Linked DNA regions of Homo sapiens: region 2 is linked to region 1. A link is an interaction called in ENCODE POLR2A ChIA-PET data of the cell type or tissue named here. Cell type or tissue: PC-9. All regions are shown on one strand. Each heading gives the region's core, and the rest is flanking DNA. Links, peaks and the distances in the headings are about the cores only.

Region 1 (10,874 bases), core at 1,622-9,621:
TAAAACCTGCAGTTAACATTACATTTAATGGTCAATGACTGATGGCTTTTCTCTATGATCAGGAGGAAGACAAGAATGTCAGCTTTTGCCATTTTTATTTAACAGTGTACTACAGGTTCTATCCAGTGCAATTAGGGAAGAAAAATAAATGGAAAGCATCCAAATTGGAAAGGAAGTAGTAAAGCTATATCTATTAAAGATGACATGATCTTGTATATAAGAAATTCATCAAAAAAGAAAAAAAAACAGGTAGAACTAATTGTGAAAGGAAAATAAATCTTGGTATCCTAAACTTACTAAGCCAAAGGGAAAAGTCAGGCTGGGAAGTGGGTCATGCAAGCCTGCCTCCCATTTTGGTTCCTAAATAAGATGGCTACACACGTGAAAAGCTACACACCTCCCCTGTGGGCCCCAAGATCTTTACCCTAAAGCATTTATGTTAAAGTTCACCATGGCAATGTAAATTAATAGCTTATCTTCACAGGTGCGGGGACATAGGGCATAACTCAAAGCGATCCCTCTGCCCACCTGAAACAAATGCATATCTGATTTTTTCCTCTCCCCTATCCTCTGTGTTATCTTAAGTAAAAATGCATATTCACAGAGCCAAAGACACGAATGACTCTTTTCCTCCCCCGCAACATGAAAATTGTGCATTTCTCAATATCCCACACTTTCCCCTTTAAACATTGAAGCTCTCAAAATCATCTCTCGAAAAAGGCATAGACATGTCTCCCAGGCACACCCTTAACTTTGGCAAATACACCTCCTTAAAATGATTGAGACTTGCTTTGGTCATTTTCCTTGATTGACATAGTATTGGGTCCAGCGAGGTTGCAGGATACAAAATCAACATGCAAATATCAATTTTATTTCTGTATATTAGCAATGAATAAGCCAAATATGAAATTAAGAAAACAATTTCACCTGTTATATTAGTCCATTCTCACACTACTATTAATATAAAGAACTACCCAAAACTGGGTAATTTATAAAGAGGTTTAAATGACTTAGTTCTGCACACCTGGGAGACCTCAGGAAACTTACAATCATGGTGGAAGGTGAAAAGGAAGCGCAGACCTTCACACGGCAGCGGGAAAGAGACAGCAAGAGCAAGAGCAGGGAAAACTGCCTCTAAAACCATCAGATGGCTGGGCACAGTGGCTCACACCTGTAATCCCAGCACTTTGGGAGGCTGAGGCCGGCAGATCACCTGAGGTCAGGAGTTCGAGAAAATCCTGGCCAACATGGCGAAACCCCTGTCTCTACTAAAAATACAAAAAAAATTAGCTGGGCGTGGTGGCACACGCCCGTATTCCCAGCTACTCGGGAGGCTGAGGCACCAGAATCACTTGAACCCGCGAGGCAGAGGTTGCAGTGCACTCCAGCCTGGGCAACAGAGTGAGACTCCTCAAAAAACAAACAAATAAAACAACAGCAAAAGAAAAACCATCAGATACCTTGAGAACTCACTCACTATCACAAGAACAGCATGGAGGTAACTGCCCCCATGATTCAGTTACCTCCCCCCAGGTCCCTCCCATGACACATGGGGATAATGGGAACTACAACTGAAGATGAGATTTGGGTGGGGAACACAGCCAAACCATATCACCTGTAATAGTATGAAAAAGAATAAAATACTTAGAAATAAATATAATAAAAGAAGTGTAAAACTTAAACTCTGAAAACTACTCAACAATGTTGAAGAAAATTAAAGACCTAGGTAAATGGAAGACATCCCTTGTTCATGGATTGGGAGACTTTATATTATGATTGCAATACTAAAATTCACAAGCTGATCCTAAAATTCATATACAAACTTAAGGAATGCAGAATACCCCAAAACAGTCTTGAAAACAAAGAACTATGAGGATTCATACTTTCTGATATCAAAACCTACTGTTAAGCTACAATAATAAACATTAGATAGACATTTCGGTAAATGGATAATAAGAGTAGACATAAAGATCAATTAAATAGAATTGAGGATGCAGAAATGAGCCCTTGCATTGATAGTCAATTGATTTTCAACCAGGGTATCAAGACCATTCAGTGGGGGAAAGAACAGTCTTCTCAACAAATGATGGTTGAACAACTGTATAGCTACATGCAGAAAAATGAAGTTGGACCTCTATCTCAGACCACCTACAAAAATTAACTCAAAATAGATCTAAGACGTAAGTGTGAGAGCTAAAACTATAGAAAAAAATAGGATAAATCTTTATGTCCAGGCATTGGGCACTGATTTCTTAGATATGACACCAAAAGCACAAGGAACAAAAGAAAAAAATCGATAAATTGGACATTATCATAATTAAACTTTTGTTCTTCGAAAGACACCATCAAAAAGTGAAAAGAACCAAGAATTGAAGAATATTTTTACAAGTCACATGCCAGATAAAAGACTTGAATTTAAAATATATTGATAATTCTTAAAACTCAAAAATAAAAAGGCAAATAACCTGATGTTAAGATGGAGTAAGGATTTGCTCAGATGTCTCTCCAAAGAAGACAGATGTTCAAAACACACGTGAAAAGATGTTCTACGTCATTAGTCATCAGGCAAATGCAAATCAAAATCACAGTGTGATAGCACTTCACACCTACTTGGGTGGTTATAATAAAAAGGCAGCAGCAAGTGTTGGTGAGGATTTGGAGAAACTAGAGCCCTTATGCCCTGCTGAAGGACTATACCATGGTGCTGCTTTGGAAAACAGTCTGGTAACTCCTCAGAAGTTTTCATAGAGTTGCCATATGTCCACTCGTAGGTGTATTCTGTAGGTATATTCCACTTTCATTCCAAGAGAAAGGAAAACGTATATCCCCACAAATGCTTGTAAGTGAATGTTCATAGCAAGCTTAATTCATAATAGCCAACAAGAAGAAAAAAACCAAATGTTCATCAACTGGCGATTGAATAAATAAAATGTGGTATATCGATGCAACAAAATATTATTCACCCGTAATGAGTAATGCTGTGCTGATACATTCTACAATATTGTTAAATCTTGAAAACATATATTAAGTGAAAGAAGATAGATGCACAAAGCCCGTATTGTATGATTTTATTTACATGAAGTGTCCAGGATAGCAAGTCCATAGAGAGAAGCAGATTGGTGGTTGCCATGGGCTGGGATGTTTGGGGGAAATAGGAAATTACTGCTAATGGATCTGGGGTTTCTTTTTGGGGTGATGAAAATATTATTATTGTTTTACAGTCTCACTCTGTTGCCCAGGCTGGAGTGCAGTGGCACTATCTCAGCTCACTGCAACCTCCACCTCCCTGGTTCAAGTGATTCTCGTGGCTCAGCCTCCCAAGTAGCTGGGATTATAGGCATGCACCACCATGCCTGGCTAATTTTTTGTATTTTTAGTAGAGACAGGGTTTCACGATGTTGCCCAGGCTGATCTGTAACTCCTGAGCTCAGGCAATCCGCCCACCTCAGCCTCCTAAAGTGATGAAAATATTTTAAACTTCTATTGTGGTGATGTTTGTACAATTGGAAGCTTTCAGTGGGTGAATTTTTGTAAGACAATTGGAGGGAATATTTAGTAGAGCCCAGCAAAGACTGCTTGGCTGGGACTCTGATCTTTCACTGAAGGGCCAGCCAGGCAGTGAGGGAGTGAGGAATCAATACTCAGAGGACCTTCCTACCATCTCTCCCTCTGACCTCCTGCGGGGGATCCCCATTGGCTGAGCCCAGCCGGAAGCCGAGGGCAGGAAGTCTGCAGCAGTTGCTTATACGGCTGGCCTTCTGAGGCATAATGGGGAGGAGAGCATGGAGAGTGGATGGGAGGGACAAATGGAAGACACTCAGCGCACCTAGTCTGGTGACTGTGTGGTTGGGGCCCCAGTGATGGTAGAGTGGCCTCTGTGCTGCAGGGCATGTGTCACCAAGCCCCGGAAGCCCCAGGCAGGAAGGTCACCTACAGAAGAGAGGAATGTGACATTAGCCCCTGCCAAACCCACAAGAAGAAAAGTAAACACAGATCATTTGCAGCCATGAAGTGTATCAGGTTTAGAGTCCAGCCAGGCAGGCAGGCAAGAGGTGGAGAGTTCATGGATATCAGTGAGAAAGATTTCCAGATGGTTCACCTGGCTGGAGGCCGCAGGACCTGAGGCTAGAAGATGGGCCCCAGGCGATGACGATGGCTCTGCCAAAAAGGGTCTGTGTCAGAGTTGCTGGAAAGCAGCTGCAGAAATAGGCCAGCCCTGAGCCAGCCCTCCTTGTGGCCAGGAGTCCTGGGCTTTCTGCTTAGGGTGGAAACCAACCCTGCCCCACAGCATGAGTGGCTGCCTCTTGGAGCAGGGGTCACTGGGGTGAGAACAGATAGGGAAAGAATGGGATGCATTTATTATTATTATTATTCCTGAGGCATTGAACATTCAGCAGACTAGAGGAGATTACTAATTCTGATGAGTTGTCCTCTGGAGGAACTGGAGTTTGGGGGATGCTGCCATTGGACCATTGCCATTGGACATTGATGTCCATGACCAGCGAATTTTCCAATGGATCTCTTGGCAATGTCATCCCCAGTGGCAGTAGATGCTACCCGTTTGGAAAGCCAGGTAACAATACACAATGAGGGCAATGAAACAGACTTAGCCTTGGACTTAGTGTTCTGGCTCTGGGAAGTTATCCTGAGGAAGTTATTAAAAAGAGGAAATAAGCTACAGCTAAAAATGGGACAGCAGCATAAAGTACAATAGCTATTAAATTCATAAATATGAAGTCTATGTAAAAGTAGTGTTTCTGAAATAACTTTGAAAAAACATGAAAAATAATATTGTGTATACCTCTTGGTTATTATATATCATAACCCAGACTAGATTTTTGGGGAAATGTTGAAAGGAAACATGCAAATGAACATTACGATAAGCTTAAAGAGCTAGATTATGGGTGAAAAGTATCTCCTTACAATATTATAAAATCAATGAAGATTTTGTTCTTCTAATCTTAGACAACTTTAACATTTCAAACTTTAAAAATAGGGCACTTTTCTTTCTTTTTTTTCTCCTCCTTTTTACTAATGCTTGTGTTGGCAAGTGAATAATAAAAGAGAACATTTTTGCAAAACTTCAGAAGGGCCCTGGAGCTAAGGGCAGATACATGTTAGGGGAAATTTGGAGGAATAAAGAAAAGCTGTGAAAAATGATGGCAGTGGTAGAGGCAAAGGCAAAGGGGTTATAAATAAAGCATGGAGGAAGAGCACAGGCAGGCAGCGACCTGAGAGCAGAGCGATGGTGCTTCTAGAGCAGGGTGGCTTCCAGGCACATGACATCATTGAAGGCCGCTCTCACACTCATTAGCTGTTTCCTGAGTCAGGACATATGTCGTGGCTAACGGCGTGAGTGGAAATATAGAACAGGTCATTATGCTTTTGATTTCTAGTTTTATTTTAATTCTGTGATCTCAATGAAGCTTGCTGTATTATGAGGACTGCACATAGCAGGCGTTGCATAAATGTTTGTTGAATGAATGCTAAGTGTGCTCACTTTTCTTTACTTTATTCCCTGAGCACAGGATCTCACCTTGCTTTTACCTTCCTTGTTTTCCATCCACTCTTGCTCTTTTCCTTTTGCCTTCTATGACTCAAGCAGTGGGATCCTGTATGATTCTGTTCTCACACTGCTATAAATACCTGAGACTGGGTGGTTTATTTTAAAAAAGAGGTTTAATTGGCTCACAGTTCCACAGGCTGTAGAGGAAGCATGATTCTGGCATCAGCTTGGCTTCTGGGGAAGCCTTAGGAAACTTACAATCATGGCAGAAGGCAAAGGGGGAACAGGTGTCTCTCATGGTGGGAGCAGGAGCAAGAGAGAGTGAAGAGATGCCACACACTTTTAAACACCCAGATCTCAGGAGAACTCACTCACTATCGCGAGAACACCACCAAGGCAATGGTGCTAAACCATTCATGAGAAATCCACCCCTGTGATCCAACCACCTCCCACCAGGCCCCACTTCCAACACTGGGGATTACAATCAGACATGAGATTTGGCGGGACAGATCCAAAGCATATCAGCTGGGCAGATGCTTTCAGCTCCCATGGCAATTCTGACAAAGAGGACAAAAGCATGTCCAGATGCTGCTCTCCCCTCATAACTTGCTCTCCTGGATCTCAGTTCAGGGGCCGGGCCAGGAGAGCCAGGGACAGGACAGCCATGTTGACCTCCAAGGAGTCCCCTTCTCTCTTTATAGTTGCCCTCCCCAGTATCATCTGTCTGCCTGAGACATCTGTTTTCTGTCCTGCAATACTTCCTACTTGTTTATGCTGATTACTTCTATCTTCCACATTCTTCCATGCCCACAGAATCACTCAGAACCCTATCCATTCCCACTGGGTTCAGGCTCTAGTACTCTTATCTCGTTCTCTCGGATTTTCTCCTGTTGTGTTAGGTCATTTCCTCCACGCCCAGCCTTTTTGCATAGTTTTCTTGTGTGCAGGCAGCTCTCTTCTAGTCAATCACAGCTGACTTTCCCGTGGAGCCTGGGCATGGCTTCAGAGTCCTCCCAACAAATAACTTCAGCCTGCTTCTACCAAAAGATCAGAGTGGGCGTGCAAGAAGAAACTTGTCGGCATTTCTGTGCTAAAATGAAGGCTGCTACCAAATTATTTGCCCCAGATTTCTTGTGGTTGCCACGTCCCGTGTGCTTGATCAGGGGCCCTAATCCTGAGCATTGCCCGTCCCTCCCCTCTCCTGCCTTCTGCTTACTCAGAGCTCTCCAACTCCAAGTACACTTTGCACCCAAGCCCGTCTGTATCACAGTGACCCCCCAAGCCTAATCCAGTTCTTATACTAGCGACACACATTGATTTCAAAGCTTGGAGCATCTCAGCGTAGCCTTATGTCAGAGTCACCAAAGTCACCTTAGGTTATTGGGAGCCTCCCGCCAGTGGACTTTTCCCACAGTGCCTAGCCCAGCCACCTTGAAAACAGTATGTGATCAGTAAGCTTTCTCAAAGGGATGACTTATACTTTCTTAGAAAAACTAGGCTTTGGAGTTGCTTAATGGAAAGTCAATATTCAGTGAGAAAAGAAACATAACAATGTTGGGAATCAAAAAGAATTAATCATGTATTTTGAGGGAACCAAGCAGAGACGGTCATGTTTTTCCTAGGCAGTTAATAGCGATGCGTTTGAGAGCCCAGGCTTGAGAATCCTGGCACTGACCGCGTGACCTTGAGCAAGGCCATAGCCCCTCTCCGAGTCTATGCCTGCACCTGTAAAACTATGGTTAACAGACAGGCTGCATGGTAAGGCTGTCTTAAGCATTGCGTTAGATTATTCTTGGCTCAGGACGTGGGCAAATAAATGGTGATTTTTGTTAATTATAGGAATGCTAGGTTGGGATGTCCCACGACCTTATTCACACAGGGTTTTAAGACATGTCTTTTTTACCTTTGATAGTGGAAATCAAGCATTATACTTAACTTGAGGGAATGCAGTCTTGGGAAATAATTTCCAATGTTCTTCCCTCCCAAGTAGAGGTGAGAGGGTAAAGCCAGACATGGATGTCTGGAGATCTTCAGTGCAATCTCAGTCTTTCCCACCAGGGGGCGCTGTGGCACCATGCAGGATCCTTAATTTCCCACTGGCTGAGGGAAAGCGGACAGGCCTTGGGTTGGGCCTAACTTTTCCTCCTCTCTTTATTTTTTCTTTCCCCAAAAATTACTTTTTAAGTGGCAGTCCCTTTAAGTGTGCTTTCGGGGAGTCCCTTTCCAGGTGCTGTATGTTTGTCTAAGTCTTGACAGGCTTCCTCGCGCTGCATCCCCTTCTTGGCTCCATCCTGAATCAGGTTGTCCAATCCGAGTGGACCTCGTCCTTGTCCGTGAGGCTGGGAGAAAGGTCGTGATCAGCCCGAAGCATCCGTGGAAAAACTGGATGAAGTTCCCGGGAGAGTAGGAGGGGAAGGTATCAGGAAGGCTTTCCTCTGGGCACCGCTAGGTCTTTGCGCTAGGAAGGGCGTTCTGCAGGGAGCACAGTCCGGTCCCTACAGAAACGCCAGGCGCTTCTACTGCAGGTTCCCGGGGAAATAGACTTTTTGTTCATCATAACTTTACACAGCGTTCATGGCCTTCTCAAAGGGGTGTGTGAGCCCCAGGGGTACTGAGTCCCTGGCCTCTATAGAAAACTTCCATGGCCATAGGAGGGGCCGACAGGAACCAGCTTGAGGCTGTTGCATGTCCTGGGAGGTACCTGTCTGATAAGAGTTGAGGATGCTTTTTAAACTGGATTCGGCTGGATTTGAATGACCATTTATTAAGCTACCTCATTTGATTCATCTGCAATACTCATGACACCAAATGAAGAACCGAGGTTCAGAGAAGTCAGATAACTAACCCAAGGTCACACAAGTCTCAGGGATTTAAACTCAGGGCTCTCTGACTCCAAAGCCCATGTTCTCAGCAGCACTGCACAGATTGAGGAGGCCCCACAGCACCAATGAGTGTTCACCCCAGTTATGTCCAAACTCCTGGGGATCAGTGCCAGAGACAGCCTGGAAATGGCTTTATACCCAGTCACAGCAGAATATCTGAGGCCACACTGTGAATCCATGTTCTTCCTGATAACCCTTTCAATTTCAAATGGACTCCACACTGGGATCCACTCTGCCTACTTCCCCATTCCAAGTTCTACTCATTCCCACCCAGGTCTGTTCTTCTCTTTCCAGGAGCCATTTTCTTATTAAGCACCTACTGAGTGCCAGACACTTCACTAAGTGCTGGGATACAGCGGCAAATACACTCAGCCCTCACACTAGAGTGAACCATATTGCCTTGAGGAATTCCTTTAGTTCTCTTGGGGTTTTCTAGAATTTACTAGTCTATTTCTTTATCAATTAAGATTACATATCAATCCCAAAACTTAGCAGATTAATACAACAGACATGGGTTATCTCATGCTTTTTGTGGCTCAGGAATCCTTGTGTAGCTTAGTTGTGTTCTCTCTATCAGGGTCACTCATGAGGCTGTGATTAAGGTGTTGTCTGGGGCTGTGGTCTCATCTCAAGGCTCAACTGGGGAAGGATCCCATTCCAAGATCACTTATATGGTTGTTGGTAGGATTCATTGTACCCTTCCCCAGCAGGATTTCTGCGATATTCTGGGGGAAGGGTACACAAAATGTTGCTGATGAAAAAGAGTCAAACTGTGTAAAATATTTGAAGCGATTCATTCTGAGCCAAATGTGAGGAATCATGACCTGTGACACAGCCCCAGGAGGTCCTGAGAACATGGGCCCAAAGTGGTTGGGTTTTATACATTTTAGAAAAACATAAGATATCGATCAATACAGGTAAGATATGCATTTGTTTGGTCTGGAAAGGTGGGACAACTCAAAGCACGGTGGGGGTGTGCTTATAGGTCATAGATAGATGAAAAGATTTTCTGATTGGCAATTGGTTATTATATTATCTAAAGACCTGGAATCAATAGAAAGCAGTATCCAGGTTAAGATAAGGAGCTGTGGAGATCAAGGTTCTTATTGTGGAGAATAGATGGTATATGTCTCTTATTAGGCCTTAAAAGGTGCAAACTCTTAGTTAATTCTCTCCTGGATCAGAAAAAGATCTGAAAAGGGGAGATGATTCTGTATAGAGTGTAGGTTTTCCCCACATGAGACAGCTTTCCAGGGCTATTAAAAATATGTCAAAGGAATATATTTTGGGGTAAAATGCTTTGATTTCTTTCAGTGCCTGCTATCTGTCATGTGATGGTACATTAGAGTCAGGTTATCTTATTGCTACAAAGAGTCTGTTTTGTCCATCTTTTTTTTTTTTTTTTTTTTTTTTGAGATGGAGTCTGGATCTGTCGCCCAGGCTGGAGTGCAGTGGCACAATCTCGGCTTACTGCAAACTCCGCCTCCCAGGTTCATGCCATTCTCTTGCCTTAGCCTCCCAAGTAGCTGGGACTACAGGCACCTGCCATCACGCCCAGCTAATTTTGTTTTTGTATTTTTAGTAGATGGGGTTTCACCATGTTAGCCAGGATGCTCTTGATCTCCTGACCTCATGATCCACCTGCCTTGGCCTCCCAAAGTGTTGGGATTACAGGTATGAGCCACCATGCCCGGCCCCTGTTTTGTCCATCTTAACATTCCTGTTCTAATGTTAATGCTGGCTAGTTGTGCCTGAATTCCAAAGGGAGGAGAATATAATTTGGCATGTCTGAACCCCCCTTCCCATTATGGCCTGAACCATTTATTCAGATTTACTTTGGTATGCCCTTAGCTGAGATGGGGATTCAATTCAGTCAGTTGGGGGGCTTAGAATTTTAGTTTTGGTTTACCAAGGTTTCAGCTGTGGTACATGGGTCATCATTGTCTTACTCTTTGAACTTTTTTGTGTATCTTTTAATATTTCATAATGAATGTTTTAAAATGAAAGTATTTTAAAAATAAACCTTACGGTATTTGTGCATGACTAGACAGACACATCAGTGGAATAGAATAGAAAGTCTAGAAATAACTCAAGTACATATGGAAATTTAATGTATGATAAAGATGACATTTCAAGTGCTGGAAAAGTGATTGGATTTTTGATAAATGACGCAGAGAAAATTAAATAAACATATCTCACATGATACACAATAAACTCTAAATGAATTAGAAATGTAAGTGTAAAAGATGACATCAAACAAGCACTCGGAGGCAACATGAGTGAATTCACCTATGGGGAAAAGCTTTTTCATTATGACTCAAAATCCAGATGAGATGCCAAGAAAGAAAAAACAAACAAAATTGGACATATAAACATTGCAAAGAAATTTATTGTCTTAGTTCATTTTCTGTTGTCTATAATGGAATACCTGAAACTGGGTAGTTTTTAAAGAAAAGAAATTTATTTCTTACAGTTATGGAGGCTGA
Region 2 (10,874 bases), core at 893-8,892, 360 kb before region 1:
ACAGAAATGGGCTCAGGTGCTTAGATCACCCCCAGCCAGTGCTGCTTCTCTGACCCTCCCCATGTCCTATTTGAGCTCCTGTCCTCACTGGGCAAGGTGCCATGGGACCCCTTCTAAGGGTGACATCCTCTCTTTGTTTCCTGTGGCTGCCATAACAAATCACCATGAACGTGATGGCTTAGAATGACAGAAATGTATTTTCTCACAGTTTTAGAGTCCAAAAGTCTGAGATCCAGGTGTGGGCAGGGCTGTGCTCCCTTCCAGAGGCTCTGGAGGAAAATTCTTCCTGCCTCTTCTGGTTCTGGTGGCTCTGGTGTTCCTCGGCCCCAATCTCTCCATTTTCACAGGACCTTCCCCTCCTGCTCCCCTTGCAAGTCTTCTCTCTTCCCCCTCTCTAAGGACACTATTTGTGGATTTAGGGCCCACCTAGGCAGTCCAGGATAATCTCATCTCAAAAATTTTTTTTTTTTTTGAGATAAAGTCTCTCTTTGTCACCCAGGCTGGAGTGCAGTGGCACGATCTTGGCTCACCGCAAACTCCTCCTCCTGGGTTCAAGTGAATCTTGGCCTCAGCCTCCCAAGTAGCTGGGATTACAGGCGTGTGCCACCACACCTGGCTAATTATTTGTGTTTTTAGTAGAGACGGGGTTTCACCATGTTGGCCTGGCTGGTCTCAAATTCCTGACCTCAGGCGATCCACCCGCCTCAGCCTCCCAAAGTGCTGGGATTACCTGCATGAGCCACCGCGCCTGGCCTCGAAATTCTTAATTACACCTGAAAGACCCATTTTCCAAATACGGCCATATTCTGAGGTTTAGGGATTAGAACATGGATATACCTTTCTGGGGCCACCATTCAACCCAGGGTACCCTGTAAACTCCTGACACATCCTCTTTTTGGCCTAATCCCTGCGGAGTGAGTTTTCTGCAGAGTCTTACTGATGACTATGAAGGAAACAGCCACCTTGTTGGATCTCCAGGTGACCATTCTGCTCCTGGGCCCTCACAGGTGGGATAGTCAACAGTATGAAGGGGTGACCTCTTCATTTGCGTTCATTTAGCAGACATTTACCCTCCATGTGGCACAGAGCAGGTGCAGTGGTGGAGCAGCTTCTCTTCGAGGTGTATCTGTTTTTCCCTTAGGATGGCGCCGCTGCCTGAACCAATCTTCAGGCTCATAAACCCTTGGCTGGACCCTACACTGCACTTGCTCCCTCCTGGGGCTGGCCTTCCTCCGGGGTTGACCAGCTATCTGGCATGGCCACACGCCCCACCCCATGAACGACTCTTTGAACACCCAGTCCCTGGTGACAAAGCAGGAATTCGGTGCCCCCTCCTGGGTGAGCATTTCAACAGGGCAGAACTGTACTCCAAGGAAGGGGCCAGCATGATAATTTTCAGCAGTGTGTAAAGTGAGAAGGGAGCATTTTGGCGAGGGGATATGTACTACTGAAGTTTAGTAAAAATACACACGAACTCTTAAAAGGAGTAGTAAAAATAAAAGAGCAAAGAAAGAGCAGAAACTAGATAAAGGAAAGGGGTGGGGAGAGAGTGTACCAGAAACACTATTTGTCCTCAAAAGTGCTAACATTTTCTGTTTGGAGCCTGTTGCCTAGTGAAATTCCACAACCAGGGTGTCATTCCTGCTGCGTGCAGGCTTCTCCAGAAGCCTCATGAGACCAAGGCCTTCTACTATTTTAATATATGGGTCAATGGAAAACAGTTGGAAATCAGGTAGTTGGTTAAAATTTCACTGGCCAGGCCCTTGTTTGAATAGACACATTTATAATTCAGTTAATGCTCTAGTAAAATTACACCGAGGTGGTTAGAAAATTTAAGGATTTTTTTTTTTATTTTGGAGAGGAGAAGAGGAGAGGTCAGAAATGTCCAGCTGGGAAGGCACTGAAAGACCCTGTGGCCCACCCCTCCCTTGTTGGTGAGCCAGGGGACAGAATTGAGACCTGTCCTCAGGTCTTCTGGCTCCAGCTTCTGTCCCACTTCCCTGGCAGAGGTCACGACTCTGCAAATGTGTTTTGCTTCAGAGAAAAAATTTGCTCCAACATGTAAAAATTCAAATCTCACAAAAAAGGTGGAATTTCTAGCTCCTTTGAGAATGCTGGAAGTTCTGCTGCCTGTGATGCTGTCCCTGTAAGGGTGGGCTGGCACAGCCATGCAGAAGCCAGGGGACCACCGTCCACCTGCTCTGGGGCCCCATGGGATTTGAGTCCTGTGGTGGCAGAGGAAAGCAGCTCACCCTTAGTTCAGCTGCACCTCACCCAGCAAAGACGGCCCCTACAGGTCCTAAAGGGGCAAGGGACGCAGCCAGGGAAGCTTCTTGCAGACTCTCTGAGGTCTCCGAAGTCATTGTTGACTCCCAGGGGCCTGACCCCCATGTGCACGCCTTCGTTTATTATCTCCTGGGGTGATGTGGGAGCACGTGGGGCATAAGGAAGGAGGGCTCGGGAGCACCCCTGAATATGGTCATTACTGGCATCGTGAGCCCCTCCCACCACTTCCTGCCACCCCCACTCGCTTTCTAGCCGTACGGAAATGTTTGTGGTTCTCTGCATCTACCACAGGGTTCCAGGGCCCACGTCGTGGCTCTCACAGTCCCCTGTGCTGGGATGTCCTGCCCCCGCACGGCTGCTCCATTTGAACAACTCCCACACATCCTTCCAGACCCAGATTAGGTGTCTTCTTCTCCAGGAAGGCTTTTATGACTCCAGCTGACTAGACTGAATTAGACCTTCAGGGGCGGAGCTAGGGAAGGGGTGGGGGATGGTGGTGGAGGGGAGCTAGCAGTTTTAATAAGCCCCCCAGTGGCTCTGACAGGCAGCCAGGCTTGCCAGCACTGCTCTGCTGGAAGCATCCTGCAAAAGCCGTGCTTATTTATTTGCTTTTGTGAGCTTCATCAGTTCTTCCAATTTTCACCCTGAAAATGATCCTTCAAACTCAGCCGCTGGATAAGACACCCTGAAATGGACATGCCTAATGTGAAACGTAGGTGCTTGATTGGGTTGGGCTGTGATCGTCTGTAGAAGGTTGACTAAATGGGTGTCCAGTGTCTTATTTGTAGCTCAGAGAGACAACCTTCTGGCTACAGTGGTAAGAACTGATGTCTCCTCCAGGTGCTTTTGATGGGCCAGGTGTGTTCCAATTACTTTAAGTGTTATGCACGCATGCACTCTGCACTGCACCCTTATGTGCAAGTGTGACTATTATCCTTATTTTACAGAGAAAGACAGTGAGATCTGGTGAGGTTGAGTACTTGGCCCCCGGTGACTTATCACACCTGGGATTTGATCCAGACCCTCTGGCTTACACCTGTCTTAGGTCTGGCTCCGTGGAAACAGTGCCTGAGACAAATTCTCAGTGCAAGTGACTGATCAAGGGATATGGATGCTGTGGGAGAAGCTAGCACAGGAGGGAGGGGAGCGGGAGAGGTCGGGGAGGAAGTGGGGCAAGGGGTGTGCAGGGGAAGTGCAGCCGAGCCGGCTCTCATGTTGCTCAGGGGCATTCATTAGATTTGCCCTGTAGTGCTTGGCAGCCTTCCCTTTGCCAGTCTTTGGCTTTGGGCCTTCTCTGGAGGGAGACATAGTTCTTGGGACCTCTGGGGAGGGGCCGCTGTTGCTTAGGGATGATTCTCCAGGGAAGGCTACCTGTGCGAGCGCTTAGCAGCACCTGCAGCAGCTGGGAGATGGGCTCTCCCGTGGACAATGAATCCTAGGGGCTGGAGGGGGAGTAGCCAATGATGTGGCCATCACCCATCACAGCCCTCATCCTTAGCCATGATACAGAGTGCAGAGCTGTAAGCCATCCGGGCAGCTCAGCCTGGCCCAGACAATTCTGGAAAGGGAAGGTTCCTGGGCTTTTTTCTCCTGTGCTCCGGGATCTCCACTGTGGTTGCCATCAATAGACATGATTACCAGGCACCTCTCTCTGGCGGCACCTGGATGGGCTTCCTTCCTTGGGAGTCTGAAGGTGGCAAAAGGGTGCAGAGGATGTCCTGAGAGTGCAAAGTCCTTCCCCTGCACTAAGAGTCACACGCAGCCATCTGTGTTCTGTACCTTCTGTACCTTTAGCCCATGGCACAGTCTGGCACATGGTAGCTCTCAGGGACAGCTTAGTGGCATGAATGAATGAGTAAAGCAATGATGCCATCAACCTTATTGCCACCAAGTTCCCGGCCATGCTGCTGTCCAGAAAGCCTATTGGGCAAACTTGAGGCCTTGTTATCTTCTCCTTCACTGTCTTTCTAAGAAACAGGCTTGCAGCCCACTCGCCACCCCTCCCAGAGTTTAGTTGGCAGATTTGATGCAGGTCTTGGGTGTCTGAGAAAGTGATCATGTGTGTTTCCTGGGGACGCAGACTGCCAACGTGCAGGTGAGAAGCTACGGGGCAGTTCTCCAATGCTCAGTGACCCCGCTCGGGGCTGGAGAGGTGAGTTGAGGAGACAGCGAGGTAGGGATGCTCATGCATGGTTACGGTTACTGTTTACAGCTTCTCGGCCATTCGTGGCTGCAGCCAGTGGAAAAAGGACTTCACCATTGCTTATAAACCATGAATCAGTGTCCGCCTTTGCTAACGGCTTCCTTGGTGAGTATCTCATTCACTTTGCCCCTGAGGGAGGATGGGGGGTAGCTGGAACAATGTGCGTCTGTGCCATTTCCTGTGAATGGCTGCCTGGCAGTCGTCTGCTCATCAACCCCAACGCAGTGCTCCGACCCCTCCCGGTCTGTGGCCGAGGTGGGCGGGCGGGAGGTGAGCCTGGCTCCTCTGCTGGCCTGCCTCCCCACTTACTCACTACCATGTCATCTACCCAGGCCTGTCCCCGCCCACTTGCCGATGGCATCCCGGACCTGGGACAGCCTGGCAGGGAGCCCATGTTCCTGTTCCTCCCTTCCCTTCCCCAGAACCTTCTTTATCTACCCCAGAGAGCCAGCATTCCTTCCTGCAGGGGCTCATCCTCCTGCAGTGCTGTGGTCAGCAGTGGGCTGGACACAGAGAGGTGAAAGCTCATGTCCTGTCTGCGAGAGGTGCATGGTCTTATCACAGTGTGCACAAGTGATGACACGGAGGTCGGGTACACTCCTGCTGGCAGCCCTGTTGCAGGAGGGCATCACTCTGTCTGGGTTGCCAAGGACGGCTGCACAGCAGAAGTGATTGTTAAGTGTCTGGGTGGAGAAGAGGGAGAGGATGTTCCAGGCAAAGAGAACAGTATGAATGGCTGTGAAGTTCCAAGGCTCTTTATTTGTTACATGTGCTAAAACATTCTGTGGCCTTTAATCTCTTCTACTTACTCCTCTCAACCAATCTCCATGATAACCCTGGGAGGCCGGAAAGATGAGGGCATTATTGTCATTTCACCACAGAGAAATTGGAGGTCAGATGGAGTAGCCAACAATCCACATCCTCTCCTTCAGACCAGTGACAGCCCCCAGCCTGCAGCCTGCCCCCCACTTCTCCATTGCTGGGTCAATGCACAAGATGCATGATTTCATTTCATCCTATTTCACTTCATCTCATCTCACTGTATTCCGCTTGCCTCCTGCTCCCCAGCTCTAGGCAACTACTGACCTTTCTGTCTTTACAGGTTTGGTTATTCAAACATTGCATAGGAATGGAATCATAGAACACATGATATTTTGTGACTGCCTTCTTTCACTTGGCGTAATGTTTCTGAGGTTCATCCACGTTGTAGCGTGTATCAATACTTCATTCTTTTTAATAGATGATTAATATTCCATTGCATGGATGTAATACATTTTGATCATTCATCACTTGATGGACATTTGGGTTGTTTCTACTTTTTGCCTATTAGGAATAATGCTACTAAAATAAACATTTTTTTTGTTTTGCTTTTGTGTGAACATTTGTTTTCAATCCTTTTGAGTGTATAGCTAGGGGTGGAATTGCTGGGTCATAGGATAACTCTATGTTGATCCTTTGGAGGAACTGCCAGAAAGTTTTTTTTTTTTGAGGTGGCTGCACCATTTTACATTCCCACCAGCAGTGTGTGGGAGTTCCAGTTTCTCTGTATTCTCATTAATACTTGTTATCTAAGTCATCCTAGTGAATTGGAAGTGGTAGTTCTTTGTGGTTTTGATTTGTCATTCTCTGATGACTGGTGACATTGGGCATCTTTTCATACACTTATTGGTCATTTGTACATCTCCTTTGGAGAAATGTCTATTTAGGCGCTTTGCCCATTTTACAGATTGGGTTTTTTTTATCTTTTATTGAGTTGTGAGAACTCATAATTTATTCTAGATACAAATCTCTCATGAGATATGTGATTTGCAAGTATTTTTTCCCATTCTGTGGGGTGTCTTTTCACTTTCTTAAAAGTGTCTTTTGAAACACAATAGTTTTAAAATTTGATGAAGTCCAATTTTTCTATTTTTCTATTTGTTGCTTTTTTTATGTGTCATATCTAAAAAAAAAACCATTGGCTAATCTAAGGTTGTGAAGATATACCCCTATATCTATTTCTAGGAGTTTTTATAGTTTTAGCTCTTATGGCTAGTTGTTTTTTTGTTTTTTTTTTTGAGACAGGATCTTGCTCCATGGTCCAGGCTGGAGTGCAGTGGTGTGATCACAGTGCAGCTTCAACCTCCTGGGCTCCAGCTCCTCCCACCTCAGCCTCCTGAGTAGCTGAAACTACAGTTGTGTGCTACCATGCATGGCTAATTTTTTAACTCTTTTGTAGAGACGTGGTCTCACTATGTTGCCCAGGCTGGTCTCAAACTTTTGGGCTCAAGTGATCCTCCCACCTTGGCCTCCAAAAGCATTAGGATTGTAGAAATGAGTCACTGCATCAAGCCACATTTAGGTCTTTGATTCATTTTGAGTTAATTTTTGTATATGAGGTGAGGTAGGGATCAAAGTTCATTCTTTTGGATGTGGATATCTTGTTTTCCCAAGAATGATGGAAAAGACAACTGTTTCCCTTGGAGTTGTTTTAGTGCTCTTGTTGAACATAAATGTAAAGGTTTAGTTATCAATTAAACATAAATGTAAGAGTCTATTGCTGGGCCTTTTTGGATTCATTAATCTATATGTCTATCCTTATGTAAGTCCCATGTGGTCTTGATTCCTGTTGGTTTGTAGTAAGTTTTGGAATCAGGAAGAGTGAGTCCTTCAGCTCTGCTCTACTTTTACATGATATTCTGGGTACCTTGTGAATTTTAGAATCAGTTTGTCAAGTTCTACCAAGAAGTTAGCTCTTTTTTTCCTTGTTATAGATCCAAATTTCTGACATCCTGATCATCTTAAGCCCAAGGAATAAGCTCAGAATGGCAATGGAAGAAGTGTTGAGAATGTCAGATGCTAGGTTGGGTGTGGTAGCTCATGCCAGTAATCCCAGCACTTTGAGAGGCTGAGGTGGGTGGATCACTTGAGCTCAGGAGTTTGAGACCAGCCTGGCCAACATGGTGAAACCCCGTCTCTACTAAAAATACAAAAAAATTAGCTGAGTGTGGTGACCCATGCCTGTAGTCCCAGCTACTCAAGAGGCTGAGGCAGGAGAATGGCTTGAATCCAGGAGGTGAAGACTGCAGTGAGCCAAGATTGTGCCACCACACTCCAGCCTGGGTGACAGAGTGAGATTTTGTCTAAAAAAATAAAAAAGTCAGATGCTATAGAGACAGAGTCACGGGAAGCATAGTCAAGAGGTGAGGGAGTGGTGCAAGCTGAGGGACTCCAGTGAGCATGGGCCCCGCCTCCTGGCTGGGTGCCTCCTTTCTGGGTTGTAAGTGGATTCAGGGCACCAACAATCCCCAGAGTCCCACAGGGCTGCTCAGCAGCCTTTGCAAAAAGTTCTCACCAAGCTAGGGACACACTTACGTTTATTTTGGGGCTAATAGGATAAAAGAATTTTGCCTTCAACCCTGTCTTTATTCTGCCTGTAATTTTTGTATCTGAAACTTGAGTTTCATATGTTTTCAGTATCTTGGAGACTTGTGATCTCAAGCAACTGTATAGAAGCTTCAACTGTTTGCATCTTGGATACAGGCTGAGGGCTGGAAAGCCAACAAGGACAAAAGGGCAGAAGAAGCCCGTTTCTTTCCCCATGAACATTGCAGGGATGTGACTCGGTGTCACTTAGGTGATGTGCATGACATGAGGGAAAAACCAAGGCTGATTTACAATAGGGAAGAAGCATCATTATAGTGTGTCTTCTACCAAAGATCAAAATAGTAAAAAAAAAAAAAAAAAAAAAAAAAAAAAAAAAAAGGAAAAACATGTTGACACTGAAAATATAGAGAAAAAGTCAATGTTCTCCTCAGGAAGTTTGTGGTTGAGGGTTAGAGAGTATGCAGCAGCCCACCTGGAGAACCACAGAAAGATGAGAAGGTCATCAAGAGAGCTGGGACTGGCAGGGAGCTGGAGGCTGAGGCTCTGCAGTGGATCTGCAGCTAGACCTTCCTGTGCCAGTCATGGTCTCTTCTTGCCTCAGTTTCCTCATCTGTAGGATGAAGATTTGCACTAGACGCTCTCTCAGGAGGCTTTTAATGATGAAATTTTTGAATTCTGTGGATTGACATATTTTGGTGTGACATGAAGCTCTCCTATTGCACCAGTGATTCAAAGAGACTCATGGGAAAGAGGAGGCTCAAGACACTCATCAGACAGAAGAATGAGTGGAGAACTCAGCACTTGCTTCCTTTGCCACCTGCCAACATCCAATCAAATTGTGAGGAGAAATGGTTTTGGTTGGCAAAGCATTTGTTCAATGCTAGGAATTGAGGAAGCTTGATTTTCTCCAGCTCCTTTACAGAATAATCCCAGTAAATGCCCTGATATTTTAAGAGGAGGGAGAGGGATGGAGAGTTGAGAGAGTTATGAATAGAGGAAGGATGCACAATGACTGCTTGAGGCTGTGGGGCTCTCTTCCCAGGCCCATCTAAATCTCAAGCACCTTTACGACTGAACTCTGGGTCTATTTGAAGTCTGTCTTCATCTTCCCCCCTTGGGAGTTTGTGCAGGGCTCAACTGTCTGGGTTCAAATCTCAGTTTTATCACTTATTAGAACAGTGAGCTTGGGCAGATTTCTTAACTGCTCCAAGCCTCATTTTCCTCATCTGTAGATGTCAATGGTGACAAGAGTGTCTCATGGTGTTGTGGTGAGGTTAGAGAAGGCAAAGCATGTGATGTTCCCACCATTGAGCCTGCACTCAGTGCTGATCATTGCCACTTGATGGAGGTGGCAGGGGCCCCCACAGAATGCACAGAGCCTATAGCAGATGAGGCTTCCTGACCTTGGGGCCACTTTCCAGAGAGTGGGGCTTCCCCATGATGATGAGTCAGGGAGGCACCTGGTGTCAGAGAAGGAGTTGGCATTGTTGGGTAGTGAAGAACATCAATACCAAAACCGAACCTCAAACCAGAAACAAGACCCGAAACTCAGCTTGCCTGCTGTCCTGCCATTAACGAAGCAGATCAGAGGGGACAGAACTGCATCTTTGCAGAGACTCACAGCCATGCAGGAACTTTACAGACTGAGATGGAGAGCCACCTTGCAGGAGATGAGGGTAGGACTTCACATCAAAGGGATGAACCAAAGCCACCCCAGAATGGCTGAGGGGCCACTGTGCTGCACTACATGGCCTTTCACAGCCAGAGTAGAGACACCACTGGAACCCAGTGGTAAGGCATGTGAGAGGGGCTGCTTGGCACAACCTCATAGACATCTGGAAGTACAAGTGTGGGGACTGACATTGACACTGATGAGGCATGAATTGGTGGTTTTCAGCTGCTGAGTCCTAACTCCCTTGGAGCTGCGTAATGTCCGTGTCTGAGAAGTGGGAGTGAACAACAATGATTCCTTGGTCTGCCCACCCCTCAGGACTCATAAAGCTCATCCCAATGTCCATCTTCAGGAGAATGAGGGCCAGTGAGGCATGACCTGGCCTCACATCTCTGAAGGATGGTTCTTGGAGCAAGCATGGCCTTACTCTCCTCCCCTTCCACAGGGATGGCCATGACTTTTGTATACTCTGGCCCATTTCTGTTTTGAAATTGTTAAATTTTATCAACAGCTACCTACAGAAGATTTGTTCATTATACATTTTCTTGGCCACCATATTTTTTAATGGCAAGTTAAATCAAAAGAAGTCTTAAATGGTATTGTGATTTGTTCCCTCCCTCCCTCTTTCTCTTCCTTCCTTTCTTTTTTCTTTTCTTTTCTCTCTTTCTTTCTTTCTTTCTCTTTCTTTCCTTCTTTCTTTCTTTCTTTCTTTCTTTCTTTCTTTCTTTCTTTCTTTCTTTCTTTCTTTCTTTCTCCTTCCTTCCTTCCTTCTTTAGATGGAGTTTCGTTCTTGTTGCCTAGGCTGGAGTGCAATGGCACAATCTCTGCTCACTGCAACCTCCGTCTCCTGGGTTCAAGCGATTCTCCATTTTCAGGCTCCCAAGTAGCTGGGATTACAGGCATGTGCCACCACATCTGGCTAATAGTGTTTGTTTTTTAGTAGAGACCGGGTTTCACCATGTTGGTCAGGCTGGTCTCGAACTCCTGACCTCAGGTGATCCACCCGCCTTGGCCTCCCAAAGTGCTGGGATTACAGGGATGAGCCACTGCGCCCAGCCCAAGTAGAATCATTTCTTTTAGAAAATAAGGGCTTTTACTAGACTTTTGGATTTAACTAGAAGTTTCAAAGAGCTCAATCCAGATCTTTGGGTACAGATTAAAAGTGAAGAGTAGAATTAGACCTTAAGAGGCGCAAGCCTGAATGTATTTTGGGAAAAGAGAGGATGTGGAAAGAGAAGATCCTTATGTTTTAGGAAACTATCTTCCACCATCTTTGCAGTACACAGCTGTTGCCATGGTACTACTAACCTGGTCTGTTAGTGAGCTCTGCTGTGATAACAAACAACC

The links. Peaks named below come from ENCODE experiments on the same cell type or tissue, not always from the same donor. Only the 100,000 strongest peaks of a DNase experiment are listed, where the experiment ranks them.
Region 2: POLR2A ChIA-PET joins it to region 1 with 10 read pairs; 3 of 35 experiments call an interaction of 5 or more read pairs at or near these places.

Annotation. Positions count from the first base shown.
Region 1 is chr2:237,069,219-237,080,092 of GRCh38, reverse strand. All of the region lies in intron 1 of COPS8-DT (COPS8 divergent transcript), which reads left to right. Among named protein-coding and RNA genes, the nearest start is that of COPS8-DT, 11 kb to the left of the region's middle. RefSeq lists an enhancer at 3,894-4,463. In PC-9, for the core only: CTCF peaks have their summits at 7,343 and 7,566 (motif pointing right); DNase peaks (open chromatin) are centred at 3,982 and 6,402; H3K27ac peaks cover 475 bases; H3K27me3 peaks cover 774 bases.
Region 2 is chr2:237,426,781-237,437,654 of GRCh38, reverse strand. No RefSeq gene overlaps it. Among named protein-coding and RNA genes, the nearest start is that of COL6A3, 18 kb to the right of the region's middle. RefSeq lists an enhancer at 4,240-4,746. In PC-9, for the core only: a CTCF peak has its summit at 5,000; DNase peaks (open chromatin) are centred at 4,744 and 6,120; H3K4me3 peaks cover 775 bases; H3K27ac peaks cover 3,071 bases.